Linked DNA regions of Mus musculus: region 1 is linked to region 2. The links are chromatin loops, found by intact Hi-C in ENCODE. Cell type or tissue: heart. All regions are shown on one strand. Each heading gives the region's core, and the rest is flanking DNA. Links, peaks and the distances in the headings are about the cores only.

Region 1 (8,324 bases), core at 6-8,005, 76 kb before region 2:
ATACCCCCAAAAACATGGTATTTGTTAGCTGGAAGCACTGACTTTCATTTTGGACCTTTACCCACCTAAACAACCTCACAGTCTGGTCCACTTTTGCTTAACTTCTTGGGAAGGACAACGTTCTGCTACAACCTGTTACCCTCTCCTCATTTTTCTCTAAAGTGTTATCTCCTGGCTCCTCACCATCCAGGCCTTCTCTGTATTGCTTTGTGATGGGGTTTATAAACTGAAGACTTCGTATCAGCTAAAGCCAGCCACAGGTGAGGAAGTCCAAACTAAACATGAAACACTGACATCTTTTGTCCCATTCTGTCCCTTCCCCGTCCCAGCTCCCTCTCCTGAGCAGTCCTCTTCATCCTCGAGACGCTTGCTCCTGTCTTTCATATATCAGCAGCACACTGTTCAGCCACAGTGATAGGCTTATCCTCCTTCCTTCCTGGGACATCTGCCCTTATGTGGGAGAATCCTGTGTTCTAGTTCTCTTTCCCCACTGGAAATCAAAGGCAGGTCCTTGGCTTTCTGGCTGTGTCCTCAGTCAGGCCTATGATATAGATATTTAATCAGGGAATTGTGACAACAAATGGCCTCTGAGCAGCAACCTGAAAAATCCAAGCTGATTCTGGTTCCATCGTTCATTGGTCATGATTTCATGCATACACAAGAAGCATCTTCACTGTCTATTAGGCAGCTCCTGCTACCAGCTTCCATGTCACACTCCCTTACACAAATCTACTGACTCTCAGTGTACATTTAAAAAAAAATGGCATTGTTTTATTTTTGCCAGCAGGCGTGGGATACATGTTGTGGTAGGTGTGCTGGGCTCAGTGCAGGTGTGGATGGGGTCGGGGGAGGTGATGACTTGGTGGTTGGATGGGAACTAAGAGGATTAGATTCGCTTCTGGGAAGTTTGGATGAAAGAATCATGGCACGCTATAGCTAAGCCACCAATGAGGTTGAGAAACTCTTGGAAATCTAGCTGCCCGTCACAGTTGAGGTCCAGCTTCTTCATCATGCGGTCAAGGACACCAGGATCCTTCTGGTTCTGCAAAAACAATGACATCTTTATATTTCACTTTCTTCGGTGCCTCTTAATATGCTGCCACATTTTATTCTCAGTGGAGTAGAAAGTCCGGGAAGGGGTTATTGAGAGCGACCTGCTTTAGCAGCAGACCTGGACACAAATCCAGACTTCTTTACTCCTTGTCCTATGTTCTTTCTGTGACGTTAAGGGTTATTCAACTTTGGAAAGTGTTGGATGCAACTCCCATATATAAACCACGAGGCAGTGAGTGGCTTGAGGTAGAAAGTTACAGGTCCTGCCTAAGAAGCTTCATCTTCCACCCATCTCCAACACACACACACACAGACACAGACACACACACACACACACAGACACACAGAGACACAGAGACACACACACATACACACACAGACACACACACACACACAGACACACACACACACACAGACACAGACACACACACACACACACACACACACACGTTAAATAAGAAGCTTCATCTTCCACCTATCTCCAACACACACACACACACACACAGAGACACAGAGACACACACACATACACACACAGACACACACACACACAGACACAGACACACACACACATACAGAGACATAGACACACACACATACACAGAGACACAGACACACACACACACACACGTTAAATAAGAAGCTTCATCTTCCACCCATCTCCAACATACACACACACACACACACACACACAGACACAGAGACACACACACAGACAGAGACACACACACACACATACACACACACACAGAGAGACACAGAGACACACACACACACAGAGACACAGACACACACACACACGTTACATAAGAAGCTTCATCTTCCACCCATCTCCAACATACACACACACATACACACACAGACACAGAGACACACACACACACACATACAGAGACACACACATACACACACACAGATACACAGACACATACACACACACACACACACACACACACACACACACACACATACACACGTTACATAATCTGATGTAATTGTCATCTTGAAGGCTTACTGCTTCAGCCTGCCAACTTAGGCCTCATCCTGGAAGCCTCTAGCCTCCATACTATCTTATCTAGGCCTAGAATGTTTTCAGCCTCTGAGACTTGCTGCTCAGTAAGTTCACCCCTTCTAGTTCTTTCTGAACTCCAGGTGGCTGGTCAACTCAACTGTTCTGGCTCTAGCTGCTCACCCAAATGACTTATTCAACTTAGCTTTTCTGTCAGCCTCCGAATTGCTCCGCTTGGTTTCAAACTAAATCTAGCAATCTTTTCTAATCTTCTGGCTCCTTCTCATTCTCTTGCTCATTCTGTCTTTACCTGTGTCCAGCTTGTTCTCTCTTGCAACGTGTTTCTGTACAACTATCCCAGTTAAACTGTCTCCTCCTCCCTCTCTGCTGCTCCACTCTCCCTCTCAACGCTACTGCACTGCTCTCAATGAACTCTACTGTATTCCTGCACTGTACTCTCTTCTTGTACTGTCTGTCTCTCCTTCAAGTAGCTCCCCTTTCCTCTCTCTTCTCAAGGGATTAAGTGTGTACTAAGGGCTGAGCCACACCCTAACTAGAAACATGTTCAAATGTCCTATAATACACACACACACACAGCCACTCTCTACATTTACATTTAGATCAATTTAGAAAGTCATTAGCCATATTTCAAGTGAGTAAGATGTTTAGTTACAACCATGTGACTGGAGTAAGGCTGTTTCATGCAAGGCCATTCTGCTGGGCTCCTGTTCAGTGCAGTAAGCAGTCAGGGTATGGGGGCTGGGACAGATACCTTTGTGAAGGCAGCCAGCTCTGTGTTCATGAAGGAAAGGAATTCAGTTTTGGAGAGTTGAGTGTTGTTTCCATCCTTCCCGCTGTACTTTTGGAAAACAGCAATCAGGGACTCAATGCATCTCTCAGTCTCTGTAGGCATTTTTGCTTCTGGGGAAAACAAAAATGGAGGGCTCAGGTTAAAAATATTTCGAGAATTACTGTACCTAAAGAGTGTACTTCACCCAGTTTTCTTGGGTTGAATATTAACGTATGCCCTTTTATTCCATTTTCTTGATTTAAATATACATGTATGTTTATATTTAAATTTTTTTCTAGTGTATAGAATTATGCAGTATTTAGTTTTGAGCCATTTACTGTAATATAAATATTGGTCTAATCGCTGTAAACTATTTTTCCTATATTTTTCTTTGCCCCTATTGAATTCTTTTCTTATTTTGAATTATAATCCAAATTTAATCTTCTTTATTGTAATATATTCTCCTTATTTGAGAATTAGGAAGGCTAGAGAATAGAGTGTGCCAGAGGAGCGCAGTGCCTCATCTTTGGCTGAAGCAGTTTCTTGCAGTCTTGTTCATTTATCAGGGGTCAGAGAGGCAAACAGCAAGTGATATTTTGTGAGCTTCCTTTTGATAGCTCCAGTGCATGCAGTAAGGTATTCCACACAGAACTCCGAGTGCTTAGAAACACTAGATGACTCAGACAAGGGAGAACTTTTCTGATATTCTTAGACAGTGTGAGAAAACATATGAATAATCTGTTCATATGACTATAGGAATCTGCACACACATGTTCTGAACTTTGGAGGGAGATTACAGTGAGTGACCTATTCCACAAGAGGCTACTGTGATTGAATGAGATGCCCTAAAGTAATTCTCATGAATTTCTCTGAAGAAAATGAACAGCACATCTGTAATCGTGCACTGGGGGGGGGGGGGGGAGGAGAGAGGACATTTTAGACGTTCGAAAGTATATTCAGCAAGGTGTGGGGGTGCATATACCCTTGGAGGATCAAGAGTTTGGGTTAACCTGGGCTACCTAGTGAAACTATAGATTTATTGTGTGTGTGTAAAGCAGAAAGCTAGACGTCACTAATTTTACTTGTGCAGAACTAAGGCATGAGAGGGCAACTATCAGGGTAGCGTCACCCCTAGGCTCTCGGCTACAAGGTTCCTTTCTACAGAGTTCTGCCTTTGTTTCATCCAAACGCCACTCATTTCCAAAGGAATGGTGGCTGGAATGTCTTAACACAGAGTTAAACCAAAGCTGTGGTTGCACCAGGAAGAGCATCATTCAAGTTCTGTGCCGGACTCTGCTTTTCCCACAGCAGAATTCCTAAAGGAAATTCTACTGAGTTGAGTCATCCTGGTTGAGATCTGTTCCCAGAATCCAGAATTGATCCGTTGTGCTCCCCCTAGTGGGTAGCAGCGCAACTGCAGGGTTTCCTAGACCCTGTCAACCACACCCTGACACTTTCTCGCTTGATGTTAACTATGATTTGTATGTATGTATGTATGTAATTTAGTATTTAGTTTTTGACTGCTCTCTAAGACGGACTTTCTGGATACGAAAGTTGGAAGCTTTCAGGCTGTGCAACAGCACATGCTAAAGATGACAAAAGCTGGCAGCCCCGCAGCCTCTCTTCCTAACACCTATCTTTCTTTTTCTTTCTTTCTTTCTTTCTTTTTTTTTTTTTTTTGTTTTTGTTTTTGTTTTTGTTTTTGTTTTTCGAGACAGGGTTTCTCTGTGTAGCCCTGGCTGTCCTGGAACTCACTCTGTAGACCAGGCTGGCCTCGAACTCAGAAATCCGCCTGCCTCTGCCTCCTGAGTGCTGGGATTAAAGGCGTGCGCCACCATGCCCCGTTCCTAACACCTATCTTAAGCAGCTTATTATCAAAATTGCACTGCTGTGGCTCACTGCACCTAGGAATGCCCAGAGTACCTGAACCTTCTTCTGGAGATAAGTTCTTTCTAAAGAGTCTGAAGGAGAGAAAACTATTGGTAAGTTAGGGGGGGGGGGGGGGGGAAACACCAAACACCACAGCCTAGAAACAAGTGTTTACACAACATGCTCTTCCTATCAGAACTAAAATCTAGCTGCCTTATTAGTGTGTCACATGATAGCAGGAGAGTTGGCACGGAGGACTCGCTAGACTGGGGAGGAGGTTCCAGGCCTATAGATGCTCCTTTCTTCTTTCCCTTAGAACAGAGGGCTCAGATGGGAAGGTTTTGCCCATGTGGAGCAGCGGCTGAAAGAGAGGGCACGGCCCACACCATCGCCCTTTTGCATGATGGGAACAGTGACAGCAAGGAAAACCCCACTGTGAAAGGACGCAGTGAGATCCTTTTAAAACGCAACCTAAACACCCAACGTTCCAGGGAAGCTTCCCCTTGACAGAAATATGTGAAAAAGAGGGAACCACACCAACTATCTCTTTCTCAACCAGCACCAAAGCTCTTCCTTCAAGTGTTCAGGGTCTCATCTATCTCCTTTCACCTCATAACCTGTTGGTGCTGGGCCCTAGGTACCCTGTGTGATGAAAAGGGGAAGAAGGAAACAATAAGTAGGAAGTGATGAAAGACTGACACACCAAAGCAGGGGTCCGCAAGCTTTCTGTTGCTGTTATTTGCAATAAAGGGACAGCTGTGGATATTTTTTAGCTCTTTATGCTCCATAAGATCTTATCACTCTTGCCATAGTCAGGCAGCAAGGGTGAGGATACATAAAGCAAAAGGGTGTGGCGGTGCCTGTAAACTCTATACATTTGATTTTCATGCCATTCTCATGCATTACAAGGGATTCTTTTCCTTTTGAATGTCTTCCAACCATTTAAAAACATAAAAATCTATAATTAGTTTGGGACTAGGGCAAAAACGCACTTGGGCCTCTCTCCAACATTTGCTGATCCTCTTTGAAGAGTCAAAGGAAGGGGTAGATTTTGGAGGGGATGTGAATTACTGGAAACATTTTTTAAAGAAACGAGGGGAACTGAAGTAGCAGGTAGGAGACAGGCAGGTGATGTAGGGAGTGGCTAAAAAGATGGCTGGGAGTGGAGTAAGGGGGAGAGGAAAAGAGCGAGCTGGGAGGGACTGGCCTCCTCCCACATTCCTGTCTGTGGTTCCAATGGCTGCAACAGGCTCCGGTTTCTCATCTGTATGTCTTGGCTGTTTGCCTGCGGTTTCCCCGCAGCTGAGTCCCCCAGAATTCAGGAAGGCTACGTTCTGAACCGCTTTCTTTCTAGTCTTCATGAACGCCTAGCGACGCTGCCCCAAGTTCTCACTGAGTCTGCAGCTCTCTGGCGGCCGCCACTGGTTGGGTTCAGGGGCTCACGGCCCCAGGGAGTCTAGCGGCCGCACCCAGCCCGGGCTCAGGCCAGTTAGGCAGCCGCACCCAGCCTAGAACTTATTTTGCCCGGGAGAACAAAAGACCGCCGTTTCTCCCCACAGGCTGTTATTAGGGTGTAATTTTAGGGCTTCCTCGTGCCCTCCACTCTTCTCTAATTGCCTCCCACAGTTTCATCTTCCCGATCCATTTTCTGCCACGTCCACACGTTAGTCCAAGATACACCCAGCCAAGAGCATGCGTAGCTCTTTGTTGTTTTCATTAAAAAGAAAAAAATCTAAAAAGTTCAAAAACTTATGCTTACCAAGTTGAGGAGCGAGGTCCGGCTGCGACTGTGGCTGACGGTGGCTGGGACAGGAGTGGCGGTCGGGGTCCGGGTCCCGCCCCTCAGCCTGACTCAGGCTGTGCCCGCCCCGGCCCCCGCCCCTCCGCAGGCCTCGGCCTGTCCCCATGTCGGTGCTCTAGACTCAGCTCACTGGTTGTAGTCCCTGTGACTCAACAGGTCTCTGTTCCTCTCTCCCTGGAATCTCAAAGATTTTTGGCTTTAGGGGAAGTCATGCCCCTAGCTCTTTTTCTATGCACGTGTCCATTTGCAGTTCAGGTCAGATAAGCAGAAAGAATGTGAGTCGTGCTCATCAAGTAGGTCCCTAGGAGCTGGGGCTGTCCTGCTACACTGAAGAAATTTAATAAACAGTTGTGATTTTTTAAATTTTTCTGACACGTGGTATTCCTGAGTAGCTAAAGCTGACTTTGATTCTCTATGTAGCACAGGCTAGCCTCAAACTTAGGACCCTCCTACCCCCGCATCCCAAGTGCTGGATTATAGGTGTGCACCATCTGGCCTACCTAAGGGCAGTGATTATTGCCAACAGAATATTGGTGATTATTGTCTAGAGATAATTTTCACCCTGCTTTCAAGTTTTAAAATGACAGTTAAGAAAACTCTTGCAGCTAAACATCTCCCTGTGCAAGTGCGGCATTTTCCTGTCTGTGTTTCAATAAAGTTGGGAATTGTATGACAAACTTCCAGCTTCTAATCCTTGGTCCACAACATCACTGCAGCACTTTTGGCAAGTACTGGCCCCTCTGAGCTTCCATTTTCCCATCTATAAACAAGCCATGCTGCCTTCACCACTTAGTAAAGGCACGTAGAATGTCTATCACATAGAGTGATGCCCTTAAGGAGACACCCCCCGCCCCAAAAAAAAGAACAACTTGCAGAGTAGATGTGAATAGGGCATTGTGTGAATGCTTCCTGGTTTCTGCTCCCCCAATTTCACCAGTCACAGTTCCTGTCTCTTGTTTAGGAACCCTTGAAGTCAGACATGGTGGCCCTTGCCTATAATCTCAGCATGTGCAAGGCTGAAGAGGGAAGACTACTGCAAGTTCAAGGCCAGCCTGTGGCCTACCTAGTGAATTCCAGAACGGCTTGGGTTACAGAGTAGGATTTTGTCTCATAAGAAAATTAGAATCCAAACCAAAACAAACACTCTTGTGTTTCCAACAATAATTCAAAAAATAATTAGATCCACCCTCTTTCCATTTCTGCCGATGATGTGACCATTTTCCCATTTTCCTTATTTGAAAACATTAGCACCATGTTTTTAAAAAAATTACTTTCTTACACGATTTTCTAAAATCATGGCCCTTGGAATTTCAGCTTACTGTGTGCTTGGACCCACCTGTCCTTCTTCCACACCTGCACTGATAGAGTTTACATCCCCACTCCCTTTTTCCATTGATTTTGCAACTGGGCCCTTGCCCTCCAATAAAAACATATTTAATCAATAAAAACACATTTTCCCAATGTGCAATTTTGATTGATTAACTGCTTACTTTAGAACAAAACACACAATAAAAGAAACAAAGTAACTTACTAATACTTTTATACCAAACCAAACTGCTGGGGACAGAAAGATGGCTCAGAGGGTAAGGGTGCATCCTCCAAGCCTGTTAACCTGGATTTGATCCCTGGAACCCAAATAGTAAAAAAAGAGAACCAATTTCTACATGCTGACCTTAAACCTCCACATGTGTGTTATGGTGAGTGCCCCCCTAATAATTAATAGCAAAATAAATATTTTTTAAAACCCAAATTTCTTGGCCTCTTTGTGTCCCTGAATAACCTGTTCAGCCTTAATGAATAAG
Region 2 (8,324 bases), core at 217-8,216:
ATCATTCAGCTGTATAAAGATGGTTGGTCTCCAAGTTTTCCCGCCACTGTGCTATGAGTAGCTAGGGCTTTTTTGATATATTTGTCAAAAAAGGGCATTATTAAAATTGAAGCAATAATTTCTGCTATAAGAAGTCTGAATGGCTTTCACTACTACTGCTGAACTGTAGCATAACTAGTTGTTAAGTAGAATGTCCTGGAGCTGGGAATTTAGAAGGAGACCCTTGTATGAGGATCTTTGGGGAAAATATTGGATTTCTTCCAGGGCTTCTGTAAAGCACTTGGAGAAAAATATATATGTGGAGAAAAAAATGGTTTTATAGTTTGGAAGAACAAAAGGATTCTTTAGCTTGTTTTTGATGAACATCTTACATTTGTGTTAAAGTGTGAGAGAGTCTAGACTCTTTACAATTAAGAGTCTCCTTATTCAACCAAAATGACATTCAGGAGTTGCATTGTTAGCCTTTGACTAAAATGTTGACTATAATTTTAGGGCACTTTTCCATGATTTTCACAAATAAAAATACTAATTTTCTTTTCTCCCCCTTCCCTCTCTCTGTGTCTTTTTCCTAAGATAGGCTTTCTTTGTGTATTTCTGGTTGTCCTGGAACTTGCTCTGTAGGTCAGGCTTGCCTCTAACTCAGAGACCCATCTGTTTTTGCTTTGTGGGTTCTGGGATTAAAGGAGTGTGCTGCTACACATGGCTTAAAATAGCGATAATCTTAATAAAGTCTTTTTGAAAATCTTCCCTAGTTACTCAATTAAATAATAGAATTTAATACAATGATAATAGAGTGGCATGGGGTATCTGCATTGTGTGATAGTAATGTAACATTTAGACTAATTATTATTTAGCATTTTCTCATTCAGGCACCTCATGGACTATGTTGCTTCAATCACTGGGTCATTAATTATGTCTATAGAGCTGCTCCTAAATTTTAGGTCATGTTCCATCACTGGCTTAAGTACAAAGTAGCTACTCCTTTTTTTTTTTTTTCCCCCGAGACAGGGTTTCTCTGTGTAGCCCTGGCTGTCCTGGATCTCACTTTGTAAACCAGGTTGGCCTAGAACTCAGAAATCTGCCTGCCTCTTCCTCCCAAGTGCTGGGATTAAAGGTGTGCGCCACCACACCCGGCTAGCTACTCCATTTAAAAAGGCAATAGCAACATTGGGAGTGCAGTATGCCATGACTAGTGTGAGTCACTGCAAGAAAGAATACAGAAAGCAGTAGCATTAAAAACAAAACACTTAGAAAGAGAGTCTCTGTGGTACTGGAAATAATATAAGGGTCTCCTTAACCTCATCCAACACTCATTGAAAACTTTTTGGCCCCTGTCTTAGTCAGTGTTTCTATTCCTGCACAAACAACATCTATTCCTGCACCAAGAAGCAGTTGGGGAGGAAAGGGTTTACTCAGCTTACACTTTCATACTGCTATTCATCACCAAGGGAAGTCAGGACTGGAACTCAAGCAGGTCAGAAAGTAGGAGCTGATGCAGAGGCCATGGAGGGATGTTCTTTATTGGCTTGCTTCCCCTGGCTTGCTCAGCCTGCTCTCTTATAGAACCCAAGACTACCAGCCCAGAGATGGTTCCACCCACAAGGGGCCCTTCCCCGTTGATCACTAATTGAGAAAATGCCTTGCAGCTGGATCTTGTAGAGATATTTCCCCAACTGAAGCTCCTTTCTCTGTGATAATTCCAGCCTGTGTCAACTTGACACAAAACTAGCCAGTACAGCCCCCAAATAAGACAGATGTTTACAGGGTCTTGAGAAAGTTCCCTCTAAAGCAATATATACAAAAGTAGTAATATTCTCAAACTCAACAAAACTTGGGGAAATGGAATAGCAGTTTTAATTTGAATTATTTGAGCAACATTTGCTTTTGCTTTATGAAATTTTAAGTGGTACTAAGTATAGAAATATAATGCCAATTTCTAATTTGCTGTCCAAGTCTTACTCTTTTTTTTTTTTTTTTTTTTTTTTTTTTGGCTTTTTGAGACAGGGTTTCTCTGTATAGCCCTGGCTGTCCTGGAACTCAGTTTGTAGACCAGGCTGGCCTCGAACTCAGAAATCCGCCTGCCTCTGCCTCCCAAGTGCTGGGATTAAAGGCGTGCACCACCACGCCCGGCCCAAGTCTTACTCTTAAATAATATAGGAGTCACCTTAATTGGGAAAATTTGTAGAAAAAAAAATCAAAGTTTCTTTCTTCCTTTCTTATTTGGACATAGCTAATAGTAAAACTACCATAAGATATTGGGAATACATGAATTTCCAGACTATATATGAGTTATGATAGGCACATAATTAAAACAGACAAGAAAAAATATTTGCCAAACATTTATTGATTTTTAACAGTCCAATTATTTGAACAAGAATGTCTTCCAGGTAGTATAAAGCCTCAAAGTACTGTGAGCATCTAAGTATAATAAAGAGACCTCTAGAAATTTGTCCTCTGTTCATACATTTCCCTTTTCCTTTTGCCATCACTCTGTGAACTTTTATTGGACCCAAACAAGACAAATGTTTACAGAATCTTGAGTAGGTTCCCTCTAAACCAAAATGTACAAAAGTAGAAAAATTCTCAAACTCAATAAGACTTGGGGAAATGGAACAGAGTGCTACAACTACAGTTTTAAATTTGAGTTGTTTGAGGACCACCTTGCTTTCACTTCATGAGATTTTAGATGATGCAAAATATAAAAAATATAATGCCAAATTATAATTTTCTGTCAAGCATTTCTCTTAACAAGATTTGTTCAGTTATGAACTGACTTCATATATTATTTTCTGCATAAATCCTCTTCCTCCTACATTATCTGAGGGATCTAAGTTTCAGCCTGCTGATGGAATCTGTCATAATTTTGCAACAAAACCTAAGAAAACCATTTGGAGGTAAAGACAAAATTTAAGCCAAAGAAAATGTCAACTTGAACTCATAAAATGAAAGCTTTAGATAAAATGATCCACCACTAAAAGTAGCGATTCAATTACTTTGAATATCAGATTGCTTGCATTATTCTTGTTATTTAAGAAGGCAATAAACCAATGTGCTCCTCAAAGAAAATTCGTTCAAAAAATTAAATGGCTTAGTTTTAAAAGTGCACATCATATCTTCACTAAAGAACAAAGACATCTTGCAAAAAAGAACTACCTGTGGAAGAATGAAAGACAGGAATTAAAGGAAATGAAATTAGTATAGTTTAAGATTCTGTAAGAAAAGACACATTCTAAGATCAGAGAGTTTTCCCACAACCAGAAACACTTGAGTTATCGCTGGATACCCTAGTGTTTCTCATTTTCTTTTGCTTGAAGCTTTGGCTGGTGCCAGGATGTTTGCAGCATCTTTTAAGGGCGGTATTGAGACCTCTGCTCCTGGATGTACTCATAGAGAGGGCTGGAACGCACTGGGACATTGGCAAACTGGCGTGTACCAGGCTCCAGGATTTGGCGGCGCCTCTGCTCCTCTTGCCTACGACGGATTTGCTCTTCTTGGAATTTTCTCTCCCGCTCTTGGCGACGTCTTTGTTCCTCTTCTTGACGTAGTTCTTGTTCCTGGCGACGAATCGTATCCCTGGCAAACTGCTCCTCAGCCAGGTATTGACCATCTCGCTTCTCCCTGCGCAACTGCTGTTCCTCGCGTTCCTCGCGTGGGTGTTTCTCTTCCCGGAATTTCCTGTCACGCTCCTGGCGGCGGCGCTGTTCTTCCTGGCGAAGCTCTTCTACCTCACGGAATTTTCTGTCACGCTCTTGGCGAAGCTGCTGCCCTTCCCTTTCTTGCCTGAGCTCTACTTCCTCGCGGAATCTTCTGTTGTCACGCTCCTGGAGACGACGCTGCTGTTCCTCTCTTTCCAGGCGGAGTCGCTCCTCTTCCCGGAATTTCCTGCCACCCACCTGGCGGTGCAGCAGCTCCTCCCTTTCCTGACGAAGCTCTTCTTCCTCAAGGACTCTTCTGTCGCGCTCCTGTCTCAACTGTTGCTCGCGTTCCTGGCGGCGGCGCTGCTGCTCCTCAAAGCGAAATTGTTCCTCCTCACGCTCCAGGCACCGCTGCTGCTCTTGCTCGCGCTCCTGGCGGCGCCGCTGCTCTTCCTCACGCTCATGGAGACGCTGCTGCTCTTCCTCACGCTCCAGGCGGCGCCGCTGCTCTTGCTCGCGTTCCCGGCGGAGCTCTTGCTCCCGGCGGATCTTTCTGTCCCGCAGCCGCTCTTCCTCCAGTTCTTGGCCGAGCTCTTGTTCCTCACGGAATTTTCTGTCACGTTCCTGGCGCCTCAGCTGCTCTTCCTCCAGTCCCTGGCGGAGTTCTTGGTCCCGGCGGATCTTTCTGTCCCTCAGCCGCTCTTCCTCGCGCTCCCGGCGGAGCCCTTGCTCCCGGCGGAACTCTTGCTCCCGGCGGAGCTCTTGCTCTCTGCGGAGCTCTTGCTCCCGGCGGATCTTTCTGTCCCGCAGCCGCTCTTCCTCCAGTTCTTGGTCGAGCTCTTGTTCCTCACGGACTTTTCTGTCACGTTCCTGGCGCCTCAGCTGCTCTTCCTCCAGTCCCTGGCGGAGTTCTTGGTCCCGGCGGATCTTTCTGTCCCTCAGCCGCTCTTCCTCGCGCTCCTGGCGGAGCTCTTGCTCCCGGCGGAACTCTTGCTCCCGGCGGAGCTCTTGCTCCCGGCGGAACTCTTGCTCCCGGCGGAGCTCTTGCTCCCGGCGGAGCTCTTGCTCCCGGCGGATCTTTCTGTCCCGCAGCCGCTCTTCCTCCAGTTCTTGGTCGAGCTCTTGTTCCTCACGGAATTTTCTGTCAAGTTCCTGGCGCCTCAGCTGCTCTTCCTCCAGTCCCTGGCGGAGTTCTTGGTCCCGGCGGATCTTTCTGTCCCTCAGCCGCTCTTCTTCGCGCTCCCGGCGGAGCTCTTGCTCCCGGCGGATCTTACTGTCCCGCAGCCGCTCTTCCTCGACGCATTCCTGACGGAGCTCTTGTTCCCGGCGGAATCTTCTGTCCGGTTCCTGGAGGCGCAGCTGCTTTTCCTCGAACTCCTCATGACGGCGCTCTTCTTCCTCATGGAATTTTCTGTCGCGCCTGAGCTCTTGTTCCCTGCGGAGCTTTCTGTCCCGCAGCCGCTCTTCCTCCAGTTCCTGGCGGACCTCTAGTTCCCGGTGTAATTTTCTGTCACATTCCTGGCGGCGGCGCTGCTCTTCCTCTCGCTGTCCGCGAAGCTGCTCCTCCACCCTCAAACGGTCCCGCTCTTGGCCACGCTGCTCTTCCTCCAGTTCCTCGCGGCGCTCTTCTTCCTCATGGAATTTTCTGTCCCGTCTGAGCTCTTGCTCCCGGCGGAATGATCTGTCCCGCAGCTGCTCTTCCTCACGCTCCAGGCGGCGTTCTTGTTCCCGGCGGGATGGTCTGTCCCGCAGCTGCTCTTCCTCACGTTCCTGGTGGCGTTCTTGTTCCCGGCGGGATGGTCTGTCCCGCAGCTGCTCTTCCTCACGCTCCAGGCGGCGTTCTTGTTCCCGGCGGAATGGTCTGTCCCGCAGCTGCTCTTCCTCACGTTCCTGGTGGCGTTCTTGTTCCCGGCGGGATGGTCTGTCCCGCAGCTGCTCTTCCTCACGTTCCTGGTGGCGTTCTTGTTCCCGGCGGGATGGTCTGTCCCGCAGCTGCTCTTCCTCACGTTCCTGGTGGCGTTCTTGTTCCCGGCGGGATGGTCTGTCCCGCAGCTGCTCTTCCTCACGTTCCAGGTGGCGTTCTTGTTCCCGACGGAATCTCTGGTCCCGCTCCTGACGCCTCAGCTGCTCTTCCTCACGCTGCTGGCGGCGCTCTTGTTCACGAGATTTTCTGTCGCATTCCTGCCGAAGTTCTTTCTCGCGTTCTTGGAGGTGCTCCTCCTCCTCTTGGAATTCTCTCTCTTGTTCTTGACGCCGCCTCTGCTCTTCCCGTTCTGTCCGCAGCTGCCTTTCCTCCTCAAGGAACTTGCCCTCTCTCTCCTGTTGCCGTCTTCTCGATTCTCCCTGGAGCTGTTCTTCCTCCTGGAACGTCTCATCTCGTCTTCTGGCTTCCCGTTGGTGCTCTCGCTGAAACTGCTCTTCCTCTAGGATCTGACGGTCGCGCTGCTGTCGACGCCTCCTCTCCTGCTCCAGCTCTCTCTTCTCTTCCTCTTCGTCTTGCAGAGGCCGCCGATCCTGACGTCTCTCTCGCTCCTGAGAATCTTCCAGCTGCTGGATGGGTTCCTCATCCCCTCTGCGTTTGGTGAAGAGCCTGTTACTACGAACTTCATTTTCTTTCCTTGGTTGCCACTGCCATTTCAGATCCCTGCGCTGATCTTCATCCCGCAGCCGCTGCAGGTCCTCCTCCTGATACTGCCTTTCCTGCTGCAGGCGCCTTCTTTCTCTCTGCAGCCGCTCTTCCTCCTGCTGCAGCCGCTCTTCCTCCTGTTGCAGGTCCTCCTCCTGATACTGCCTCTCCCGCTGCAGGCGCCTCCTTTCTCGCTGCAGTTGCTCTTCGTCTTGCTGCAGCCGCTTTTCCTCCTGCTGCAGATCCTCCTCCCTGCGGTGTTTCCTCTCCCGCTGCTGGCGCTGCTCTTCTTGCAACAGCCGTTCCTCGCGTAGCTCCTCCTCCCTACGCTGCCTCTGGCTGGGTTTGGCGTACAGTGTGCGGCGCCTCTGGCTTTCTTCCCTCAGTTGCCGGCTCCTGTTTGGCTCTCGGCGTTCCTCCTGGAGTCGCCTCTGTTCTTCATCTAGGAGGCTGTCCTGGAGCTCTGCTCGTTGCAGCTTCTCCTCCCGGAAGCGCTGCTCCTCCCTGTCGCGGAACCGCTGCTCCTGCTCCAGGCGCTCCTCCGCCCGCTGCGGCCTCTCCCACTGGTTGCGCTGGCGCGCCTCCTCAGCGGGACGCTCCTGTTGGAGGTCGCGGCGCTGCTCCTCCTGCTCCCGGAGCTGACGCTCCCCCAGCTCCTGGCGAAGCCTCTGCTCCTGCCTGCTAGGCCTAGAGTAGACCTTGTTCTGACGGGCGTCTGCCTCGTTTTCGAGCTGCCACTGCCACCTCTGGGTAATGCTCTCGTCGGGTTCCCGGATCCGCGTCAGCTCGTCCTCCTCAGCCAGCTCCTGCCTCAGCTCTTGCTCGCGTCTTAGCTCTTGCTCACGCCTCAGTTCCTGCCTCAACTCCTGCTCGCGCCTTAGCTCTTGCTCGCGCCTCAGTTCCTGCCTCAACTCCTGCTCGCGCCTTAGCTCTTGCTCGCGCCTCAGTTCCTGCCTCAACTCCTGCTCGCGCCTTAGCTCCTGCTCGCGCCTCAGCTCCTGCCTCAGCTCCTGCTCGCGCCTTAGCTCTTGTTCGCGCCTCAGCTCCTGCCTTCGATTCAGCTCCTGCTCGCGCCTCAGCTCTTGCCTCAGCTCCTGCTCGCGCCTTAGCTCCTGCTCGCGCCTCTGTTCCTGCCTCAACTCCTGCTCGCGCCTTAGCTCTTGTTCGCGCCTCAACTCCAGATCGCGCCTTAGCAGGGGTTCGCGTAGCTCTTCTTGCCTGCGCTTCTGCAGCCTTCTCTCTTCTGTTTGGCCCTTGCCCTTGAGTTCCTGCCTCTCTTGCCTTTGCTGTTCCTCTACCTCAGAAAACTCCTCCGCGTCACGACCCTTACTCCAGCCAAGCGGCTCTTTCTCTGCAAGGCGTTCCTCCAGTTCTTGCAGTTCTCGCCTTTGCAGTCTCTGCTCTTCATCGCGGTGCTGCCTGTAGCGCTGCTCCAGCCGCTGCTCCTCAGCGCGCTCCTCCTGCTCACGTCTCTTCTGCCAGCTTCGGCGCCCAGGTTCTTCGTCCAGTTGTCTGCTTCGGGGCTCGAATCTCCTTTGGTCTTCTTGCCTGCGATCTTGTGACAGGTTCCTCTTTTCATTGGGCAGGGCTCTCTTCTCGCCTAGCTCTGCGGCCTGATCGAGAGCATAATAGCAAGCTTGAGCAATCTTGAAAAGGAACAGGAGGAATTCGTTGAAATCAACACGCCCGTTGCAGTCGCGATCCAGAAGTTCTAGGGTCAGGTCTATCGTCTCAGGGTCATGTGGTCTCTATGAAAAGATTAAAACAAACAAACAAAAAAGTTTTATAATTAATTATTTACAAGTAGTAAACTTTTGCACTCACGTTTGTTTTGGGGAGGGGACTATTTGGAGCGATTAGAAAATGCACAGAGGAGCTGGAGAGATGGTTTAGCCGCTAAGAGCACTTGACTGCTCTTCCATAAGTCCTGAGTTCAATTCCCAGCAACCACATGGTGGCTCACAACCCCATCTGTAATGGGATCTGATGCTCTCTTCTGGTGTGTCTAAAGGGATCGACAGTGTACTCACATATAAAATAAATAAATAAATCTTTTTAAAAAG

What was found. Peaks named below come from ENCODE experiments on the same cell type or tissue, not always from the same donor. Only the 100,000 strongest peaks of a DNase experiment are listed, where the experiment ranks them.
Region 1: a loop joins it to region 2, with 5 times the contacts of the local background. A loop is called at or near these places in 1 of 42 quality-filtered maps.

What each region holds. Positions count from the first base shown.
Region 1 is chr3:93,518,710-93,527,033 of GRCm38, reverse strand. S100a11 (S100 calcium binding protein A11) reads right to left here and starts at 6,538. Exons shown (of 3, transcript NM_016740.3): 1 at 6,481-6,538; 2 at 2,835-2,983; 3 at 746-1,042. The coding sequence starts at 2,975. The coding sequence ends at 887. In heart, for the core only: CTCF peaks have their summits at 4,260 (motif pointing left) and 6,123; DNase peaks (open chromatin) are centred at 4,243, 6,093 and 6,543; H3K4me3 peaks cover 1,660 bases; H3K27ac peaks cover 950 bases.
Region 2 is chr3:93,443,078-93,451,401 of GRCm38, reverse strand. Tchh (trichohyalin) reads right to left here. Exons shown (of 2, transcript NM_001163098.1): 2 at 2,325-8,009. The coding sequence ends at 3,348. Among named protein-coding and RNA genes, the nearest start is that of Tchh, 4.9 kb to the right of the region's middle. In heart, for the core only: CTCF peaks have their summits at 3,720, 3,968 and 5,161; DNase peaks (open chromatin) are centred at 3,771 and 6,681; H3K4me3 peaks cover 4,669 bases; H3K27ac peaks cover 1,909 bases; H3K27me3 peaks cover 1,665 bases.